Linked DNA regions of Homo sapiens: region 1 is linked to region 2. Evidence: read pairs that join two places in POLR2A ChIA-PET (ENCODE). Cell type or tissue: Panc1. All regions are shown on one strand. Links, peaks and the distances in the headings refer to the core of each region. The heading gives the core; the rest is flanking DNA.

What was found. Peaks named below come from ENCODE experiments on the same cell type or tissue, not always from the same donor. Only the 100,000 strongest peaks of a DNase experiment are listed, where the experiment ranks them.
Region 1: POLR2A ChIA-PET joins it to region 2 with 10 read pairs; 3 of 35 experiments call an interaction of 5 or more read pairs at or near these places.

Annotation. Positions count from the first base shown.
Region 1 is chr5:17,498,270-17,502,137 of GRCh38, forward strand. It overlaps TAF11L2 (TATA-box binding protein associated factor 11 like 2), which reads left to right. Exons shown (of 1, transcript NM_001401696.1): 1 at 1-558. The coding sequence ends at 558. It also overlaps the pseudogene H3P17. Among named protein-coding and RNA genes, the nearest start is that of TAF11L2, 2.0 kb to the left of the region's middle. RefSeq lists an enhancer at 3,540-3,868. In Panc1, for the core only: no CTCF peak of the experiment used is centred there; no DNase peak of the experiment used is centred there; H3K4me3 peaks cover 428 bases.
Region 2 is chr5:17,219,965-17,225,092 of GRCh38, forward strand. All of the region lies in intron 1 of BASP1 (brain abundant membrane attached signal protein 1), which reads left to right. Among named protein-coding and RNA genes, the nearest start is that of BASP1, 4.9 kb to the left of the region's middle. In Panc1, for the core only: no CTCF peak of the experiment used is centred there; no DNase peak of the experiment used is centred there; H3K4me3 peaks cover 301 bases; H3K27ac peaks cover 1,448 bases.

The DNA of each region.
Region 1 (3,868 bases), core at 1,369-3,868, 280 kb after region 2:
TTCGCCATGCCCCGAGATCTGAAGGGCAGCAAGAAGGATGGAATCCCTGAGGACCTAGATGGGAACTTGGAAGAACCCAGGGATCAGGAAGGTGAGCTCAGGAGTGAGGATGTCATGGACCTCACAGAAGGTGACAATGAGGCCTCAGCCTCAGCTCCTCCTGCAGCCAAAAGACGGAAAACAGATACCAAAGGAAAGAAGGAGAGGAAGCCCACTGTGGATGCAGAGGAGGCTCAGAGGATGACAACCCTGCTGTCTGCCATGTCTGAGGAGCAGCTGTCCCGCTACGAAGTGTGTCGCCGGTCAGCTTTCCCAAAAGCATGCATTGCGGGTCTGATGCGGTCTATCACTGGCAGATCGGTGTCTGAGAACGTGGCGATTGCCATGGCTGGAATAGCCAAGGTCTTTGTTGGAGAGGTGGTGGAAGAGGCCCTGGACGTGTGTGAGATGTGGGGAGAAATGCCCCCACTGCAGCCCAAGCATTTAAGGGAGGCTGTTCGCAGGTTAAAGCCCAAGGGCCTCTTCCCCAACAGCAACTACAAAAAAATCATGTTCTAGGCCCAAGGCCAGACGGAGGGGTCTGTTTGTGCAGGAATAAGTACCGCATTCATCTTCCAATGACAGGACTGCCTTTGCTGGAGCTTCTGCATCTCAGTCCCACCTGGATTTACCCACCATCTTAGTGTCTTAAAATGTGAAGTTGCCCTTACCTGGATGAAGACAGCAGATTGTTTCATAGGAGCCTTGGCTAAATGTTTGGGCCTCCAAGGGCATATTCAGGCATTTTTCTATACCTTTCTAGTTGGAAGAATAAAGGTGCCTGGGCCTTGAGCATCCTGTGGACAGGGAGCTGCATTCAGAGAGGGAAGCCCTTTCCAGGAGATTTGTATGGATTCATGCTGAAGCCTGGTGTAGCTGTGTCTTAGCTTGTATGCTTATGTCTGGGTTTCAGTAAGTGAAGCCTCCAGAAATGTTTCCCAATTGTTGTCCTTCTCTGATTTTCAATGCTCATATGTATTTTTGTGAGTCATCACAAAAACAGTTAAACTCTTTTCCAAACTGCGGAAATAAAAATAAAATCACAAAGAATTTTTTTCTCTAAGTTGACTCTTCTATTCCTGCTTACTGTGCTTTATGTCAGCAAGTGACCCTTTACTTTATTATAATGTAATATAGTATAGGTGCATCATGGAAGACTAGAGAGAAACCAATTCCAAAACCACCTTTCCTCAAGCCGCCATTTGTAATGATCATATGTGCAGTTTCAAAGACACAGAGAGAGCCTATTGATACTTCACGTTCGCTACACATGGTGATTTTACCAGTGCTTCCGGAGACACTGAAATTTAGTTCCAAACATTGCCTTAGAGGATTCTTGATTTTATTCATTCTACCGATGATCCACTCAGAAAATCAAACCTGAGTACAGAGACATTGGAGAAGTTGTTAAAGTATCGGACCAAGTAGGTTCATCACGAGTGACAAAGTTATTCCATACTCTACTTGTACATACTCTGCTTTACCTTTATGATGGAAAAGAGTAATTTTTTGTTATCGAATAAAGACCTGAGATTTATTATGGAATCACCGTGAACCTTCCCAGCACATACAGCTCACAGATATCCACGGTGCTGTTTCAGTCTGTTTACTACTGCCATGTGCCCCCTGAGTCACAGAGTATAAGCAAAAAGGATGGAAAAGACCCCATAGTTCAGCTGTAATATTGAATGGAGAATAACATGTACTCTTTCTTCCTGAAGCCAAAGACACTCCCGTAAAATATAGTTTTATTTCTTCATACACTCAGCTTTTGCTCTTAAAATAGGACTTATTTTACACAGAATCTGCCTTTGAGTATTACACAAATTTCTCAACTTTACCGAGTATGGGGAAATTGTTTCATACCTCCATATTCTGACATGGTTTAGCTTTCCTTTCATTTTACCAACTTTCTTGTAAAGGCATCTAACAAGTTAGACCAGTGTGTCTTAGAGACACAAGGAGGGTACAGGTTCTTGGAAGAACTGATGGAGATGGAAGGGCTCTCTCAGGAATTAAAGTGCTCGAGCAACCAAAAGAAGTATGATCCAAGAGACTTAATATCTCCCAGTCTTTAGGTTGCTCTCAGCTCATTCCTTTTCCATGGCACTGAGCAGTCTTGGAAGCTGTATTCTGTCAGATGTTGCAGGTCTAGCACTTTCTGAACAGTAGAGGCAAAGAGAACCTGGCCCAAGCAGGTTGGTCTGCTGAGGTGGAGACAAGCATCTGTAGAGAGCAGTGCTGATGGTGATTCCACACACAAGGTTAGAACATTAGAACATTTTTCTGGCCCCTCATAGAACTCAATAGTCTGAGTGGGGTCTGAGTAAAGCTGAACTGCTGAAGACAGAAACAAGTTCCCATCAAGGTCTCAGAGGTCAGCTCAGGAGCAGGAACACAGCTTTGTTTTCTCAGAGAGGAAAATTGGATTAGCCGAGAAGGTTCAGTGTCCTTACAAATCGTTTTTTTTACTTTCAGTTTTGGGATCCATGTGCAGAATGTGCAGGTTTGTAACAAAGCTTTACATGTTCCCTAGTGGTTTGCTGCACCTATCAACCCATCATCGAGGCTTTAAGCCCCGCATGCATTGCATATTTTTCCTAATGCTCTCCCTTCCCTTGCCTCCCACCCCCTGACAGGCCACGCTGTGTGATGTTCCCCTCTCTGTGTCCATGTGTTCTCATTGATCAACTCCCACTTATGAGTGAGAACATGTGGTGTTTGGTTTTCTGTTCCTGTGTTAGTTTGTTGAGAATGATGGTTCCAGTGTGACCTGTGTCACCGCAAAGAACACGAGCTCATTCTTTTTTATGGCTCTATAGTATTCCATGGTGTATATATGCCACATGTTCTTTATCCAGACCTTCACTGATGGGCATTTGGGTTGGTTCCACGTCTTTGCTATTGTAAACTGTGCCGCAATAAACATATATGTATGTGTTTTTATAGTAGAATGATTTATAATCCTTTGGGTATATACCCAGTAATGAGATTGCTGGGTCCAGTGGTATTTCTGGTTCTATATCCTTGAGGAATCGCCACACTGTCTTCCACAATGGTTGAACTAATTGACACTCTCACAGACATTGTAAAAGTGTTTCTATGTCTCCACGGCCTTGCCAGCATCTGTTGTTTCCTGACTTTTTAATAATCACATATGAAATCTTCTCAATATATAATACCATATAGCCACAGCTCTCAAGAAAGAAGTCTGTAGAAAATGGTATCTTTCCAGGAGAAATCTTTGACAGCTTTCATGGCTGATTGTATTACATGTTAATGACAATGAAGTTTTTCCTGGAGCTTCATTACTATTCTTAAAGTCTATCTCATAATGTACATTTGGAGACTGCCTAGAAAAATGTGGTCTCTGATTGGTGCTGGTAAAGTTGTGACAAGACACCTAACAAATAAAGTGACTGTACTTGACTATTTTCTATCATTTTCTATTTTGGGATAAGCTTAACATTCTCACTGCTTGCCTTTGCCCCCACAAGTAATTAGCATATGCCTAAATAAAGTTTAAGCAAGCTAGCTCCACTATTCCCAAGCACATATTATCTAGGGTCTAGTCTTTAGAAGTACAAAGCTTACAAGTACAACTACACAAAAAATTGTACCCAAACTACAAAGGCTTAAATGATCAATTGATGGATTTGTGTTTCCTATGGAAGAGGGTACCAAGCAGAGCCCTAATATACATACATAGGGGAGAAGAGAGCAGGGCTTTTATGGATGGTACACAGCTAGGTGACTTCAAAGAGGTGCACCAGGTAAGCCTCACTGGGCTCCTGCAGGGCTCCAATGGTAGCGCTCTGGAAGCGCAGGA
Region 2 (5,128 bases), core at 1-2,500:
GATGATCTATTTTCCAGGTTATGGCCATTTAGATTTATTTTCAGGTAGTTTGTTTTTACCACACAAAAAGGGACTTATTGTGTATATTAAATAGGAGCCAAATATGATATTTTTTGCAGTGGTAGGTTATGTTTAATAGGGTTTTATGCTTAAGTACTGTCAGTACATCCTGGTGGAATAACGCGTGGCAGCAATGGAAATCATCTCTTTTGTCCTTTTTGATGAGAACTTGATATTGACCACGTTTAATATATCAGGGCCCATCTACTGGCTACGGTGGCTGTCTAGCTGTCTTCTAGGTGGCATGGATTGTACCCTCTGTACTCCTTAGTATTGAGTAGGTTATTATGATTTAGAGAGCTACGTTCTTTCTTTTTTCTTTTCCTTTAGGTTGTGTTTTTGGCGAGGGGTATGTTGGAATATAGAACAAATTCAATAGCAAATATATACCAGCATGTCCCCAATTCAGTAAATCTTAGGTTTTTGAGTGAGATAATATTTAAATCGATTTTTAAAAATTATTACAGAATTAAAATATTTCTATCAGTTCGCTTATTCTTTTAGCCAGCTAGCTTTTTGCCAAGCTTTAGCAGATAGAGAAATTGAGCCTTTTGATAAAAAGCACCAACAATGACAGTGGCATTTCTGTTCTTTAACTGGTACTCAGTCTGCCATTGTGACGTGTAGAAGAGAACCTTATCTCCCCACATCACCCTAGTTTAAAGGTCCAATGGGAGAGCCCTAAACATTTAGGCTGTCTATCCTTGGAGGCCTCTTCATAATCCTGGATTTACTAGGATCCATAATCCTCCTGGATCTTATGGTGCAAGAGGTGATGCGTTCTGTCTCTTTATTTTTTAATTTCACAATTAAGAACAGTTTGAAGCCATTTTCATTTCATGGTCAAGCGGAGTATGACATCAGAGAGAAACTTTCATTTGGAGGAGATTTGATCACTCTAAAATGGATGTCTGTGTTATTTACGGTAGTTTTGTAAAAATTGCAAAATCCACACCCATTTTTAAAAACAAGGTGTCATGTATATACACATGTACACATACACATACTTGTTTATACACACTCTAAAATCTTATGAATAACTTGAAATCAAACTGGTTGGTATAGAATATTATTTTATAGTGCTTTGATACTGGTCTTTGGAACATAATCAATTTCTGTCTTTCTAAATATGTGTTTGAAAGGGAAAGCCTAGCAAGTCTATTAATAAGCTCACTTCCCATTTATCCCAGTGTACCTGGAGCATTAAGCTAAGACGTTCATCCACAGGCTTAAAAACTTACATCAAGCACTACTGAACTTTACAAGCTGGAATAAACAATGCCTACTAAATAAAAGATTTATAAAATTGTTCTGTCTTATTTTTGTGATCTCTTGTAAATGTTTTTTTTTTTTTTTTTTTTAAATATCCAAAGAAGACCTGTGAACTATTATTTGTCAGAAGCAATTGCCCTTGGTATCTGATTCTGTTGAAAGAAATGCGTTGATTTGTCCAGACCTTTATCTTAATGTAGTTTGTACCTACTTATTTCACATCTTCTTTCTCTTCTTAATGATGGTCTTAGCTGGTACCCTGGAAACCAGGTAACTGCTGGGGAAAAACACTGAGTAGATATATAGACAACTTGAATATTCTCTGAAAATGGGCATGGAATCTTTATTGTTATATCAAATTTTCTCTAATTATATCTAATCCTTTAAATTTATTGTATCTCTTAAGACATTAGATAAGCCAGTGAACATGAGCTTTTTTCTTTGGCTTAATTATAGTGGACAACTATTAGGAAGGAACTGTGAGGTTGCAAATAGAATATTTTGAAAGATAAAGTACTCTTTATGTGTTTTGGGGTAATGTTTTTGGAGTGGTTTCTCAGGAAATCGTATAAAGACTGGATTTGAAGAATCTAATAATTCCTATTTTGGGGTTGTAATAAGAACTACATATGATATCTAAAAATGACTTAAGTGTGGAATGGCTGGCTCTGAAGGGCTCCTCAACCTCTCAGTCTCAATTAGTGATATCAATTACACTGAAAGTGTTTTCAACAACTGAAAGTGTCAATCAACACTTTCAGTGTAATTGACATCACTAACTAATTTCAGTATATTCAGCTGTATTTTTGTTCCAGCTTGATTAATGAAGCCCGGGGGACCCCAGGAGTATTAAGTTAGAAGTAGGATGTCTCAATCCTAAAGGGGACCAAATATCATGGTTCCTATTTTCTGTCCTTGTGTTTGTAGATATTTGAAATTCTGTATTATATGGGAATTAGCCTGAAAGTGGATTTCATGATATCAAGATGGCCACCTTCCTTGAATTCCCCAGGTCTGCTTATACTTATACTTATGTAACTTAAGAAGTGGCATTTAAGTTCTCTTGAGAAAATACAAGGGTAGTCTTGAAACCACAGCAGTGCCCAGCCTGCCAAAGGAAGGCTTTTGTGAAACGCCTTTCCAGCCACAGCCTTTGAGGCAGACGTCTAGGTAAGTGTCACATGAGAACAGATGTCTGGTAAATGCTCTCAAGAGTAAAAATCAACCATACAGAGTCCATTTCTCACCAGAATATAGTTCAATTGTAATTTTGAGGAGCCACAAGCCTAAGAAGGAAGCAGTGTGATTAAAACAGCATTCTCCTTTTCCCTCTAGAAGTCAGAAATGGGATGAAATGGGAGGCAGAGAGAATGAAATAGTGTGTTTTTCTTCTGCACCCTAAGGATTTAAATAACATAAAAAATTATTTCTTAATGTTTTACAGACTTTCCATACTCAGTACATTTTTGAACAAAAATAGGGAAAGCTGAGATTTTTTGACTCAACAAGGCCGTCAGTGCTGAGAGGTGGTGATTGAGCAGGCTTGGAAGTCTAGGAATACATTCCTGAAAGCTTTAGAGATTTAGAAATAGAAACCATCTGCAAGCACCACAGGGGCCCAGGGCATAAGGAAACACTTCAGGATAATATAGGAAAATGGTGTGCAGTGGAGAAAGCAAAGCATTTACACAATATTTTCCCCTTATCACTTAAGCATTTTATAAACTCTTTTTTTTTTTGGTTCGTTTTGAAGGAGGCAGGACTGGACTTCATTGGTTTGTGTTTTGAACTTCTGTTTGAAGTAGATATTTCAGCAATTTGTACATTGTGTAGGGAGTATAATATTTAGAAAGCATGATTTGGAGGGTTAGGCATGGTGGGGATGGACTTTGGAGCCACAGCACCAGGTTCGAATCTTCTCTCAGCCATTTACTGGTTGTATGATCTTTGGTAAATTGCTTACCTTCTCTGTGCCTCAATTTTATTTAGAAAATGGGAATTGTGATACATGGTTACTGTAAGTATTAAACAAAATTGTCATGCACTTAGGACAATGCCTCCTTATATTCAGTGCATCTTTTTAAAGGAGTGTGAATATCAGTTTTCTTTACTGCATCCTTCATCTATAGCTACTCATATGTTTGTTTCAAAGAGACCATTATTGCAAGACAGGCCAATGGTGGTGCCTTGCTCAGTAGGTAGAATATAGAAGTCTGCGGTTTAGAAAACTCCTCCAGGTGTGGTTAAGAATACGCTAAATACGTCAGTAGTTCATGTGGACTAAGTTTCAAAAGTGGGTAGGTTAATACAACCCAGCCTCCATACTGAATTTGTACTTTTTTTAATTGAAGGAAAAAAATGAAAGTCCTTGGAACTTCAGAGACAGGATTACTGCTTTGATATGTTGAGACCTGGACTCACCCTGATTAGCTGTATGACCTTGGGTGTAGATGTAACTCATTCAGATTCCTGAAAATCCTTAGCTTTGTTGTGTCTTGAATCAGATGTATCATTAGCATTTGAAAGAAGTCTAAGTCATTAGTACTAAGGTTGATAAGCCAACTTAGGTATTTTACATTCCATATTATTCCCACTACCTCCACCCTGCCCCTGCCAAACAGGCATCAGATGCCCACCGCCTCCATACCTGGAGTAAAACTGAAAGTTGTATTATGTAGGAATGTAAAGATGTTGTGATCTATTGACAAATCTTTGGAAGGAATTATCCCCGTGGGGACCTTAGAAATCAGGAACTCTGAACAACAAAACAAAAAAGTCTTTGGAATTTCAGCTATTTGGGGTGGATCAATTCTGGAACTGGTCTTAACATTTCAGACATTTACTTCAGGGATATGCCCAAGGATTTGCTTTTGTCCTTCTGGACACTTTGTTGTTGAGCAAAGGTGAATTCACTCTCATTTTGGGTAAATTGTTGTTTAACAGCTTCCTTAAACAGGTTTTTGTATCTTACGGATTCTGGAGGGAAGTCATATATTTTACTCTATCTGTCAGGTGTTCACTGTAAGGAAGGGGATTTTAGATATAGTGGTTATGTCTTTTAAAAAGTTTCCTAGGATTTCAATCCGTGTAGATGGAGCTACACTGTACTTCTCCTAAGCCTTGGCCATTTTATCTTAGGTAATATGGACTCTTCAGGGGGGGAAAAAAGGGGAAGGGGGGCTCTTGAATAAAATGGGTAGCCTTTTCACATATTGACATCTTCAGTATTAATTTAGAGAGAGCGATACTAACTTCTTCAATGAAAAATTATTTATGGAAGAGATCCAGTGTATACTTCTAATATTTCATCAGTATTACGTTAAATTGCTTGTAGATTAGAGGTGCTTCTTGTCATAGTGAATGGAGACTAATACCTTAAGTCATTCCTTTCTAGTATGATGATTGTGGTTGCTCTTACTGAGGACTATAAATGTGGATTTGGTTGATACTTTCACGTTTCTCCTTGGACATTGCAGATGGAAGTCATAACCCCAAATGTCTTACTTATCTGCAATTTTGCTCTGAGATATGGACCAGGCTCTAGCAGACCGTCTGCCACTGTGTAGTTAGTGTTGCCTGATTAGAAATAAACCAAGTCCTGCCTAAATTGGTCAATCTGTTTTGTTCCGCGTCCACGCAGGATCCACTTACAGAAAGCCAGTGGCTGCTTTTAACCACTATCGAAACCTCAGTCCTTTGTAAGTACTTTCCTTGGAGCAGAAGGTTTAAAAGCTCATGACTAAACACTCATTTTGGAACTCAAAATAATCTTAGAGAAGTTAGTGGGTTGCTCAGA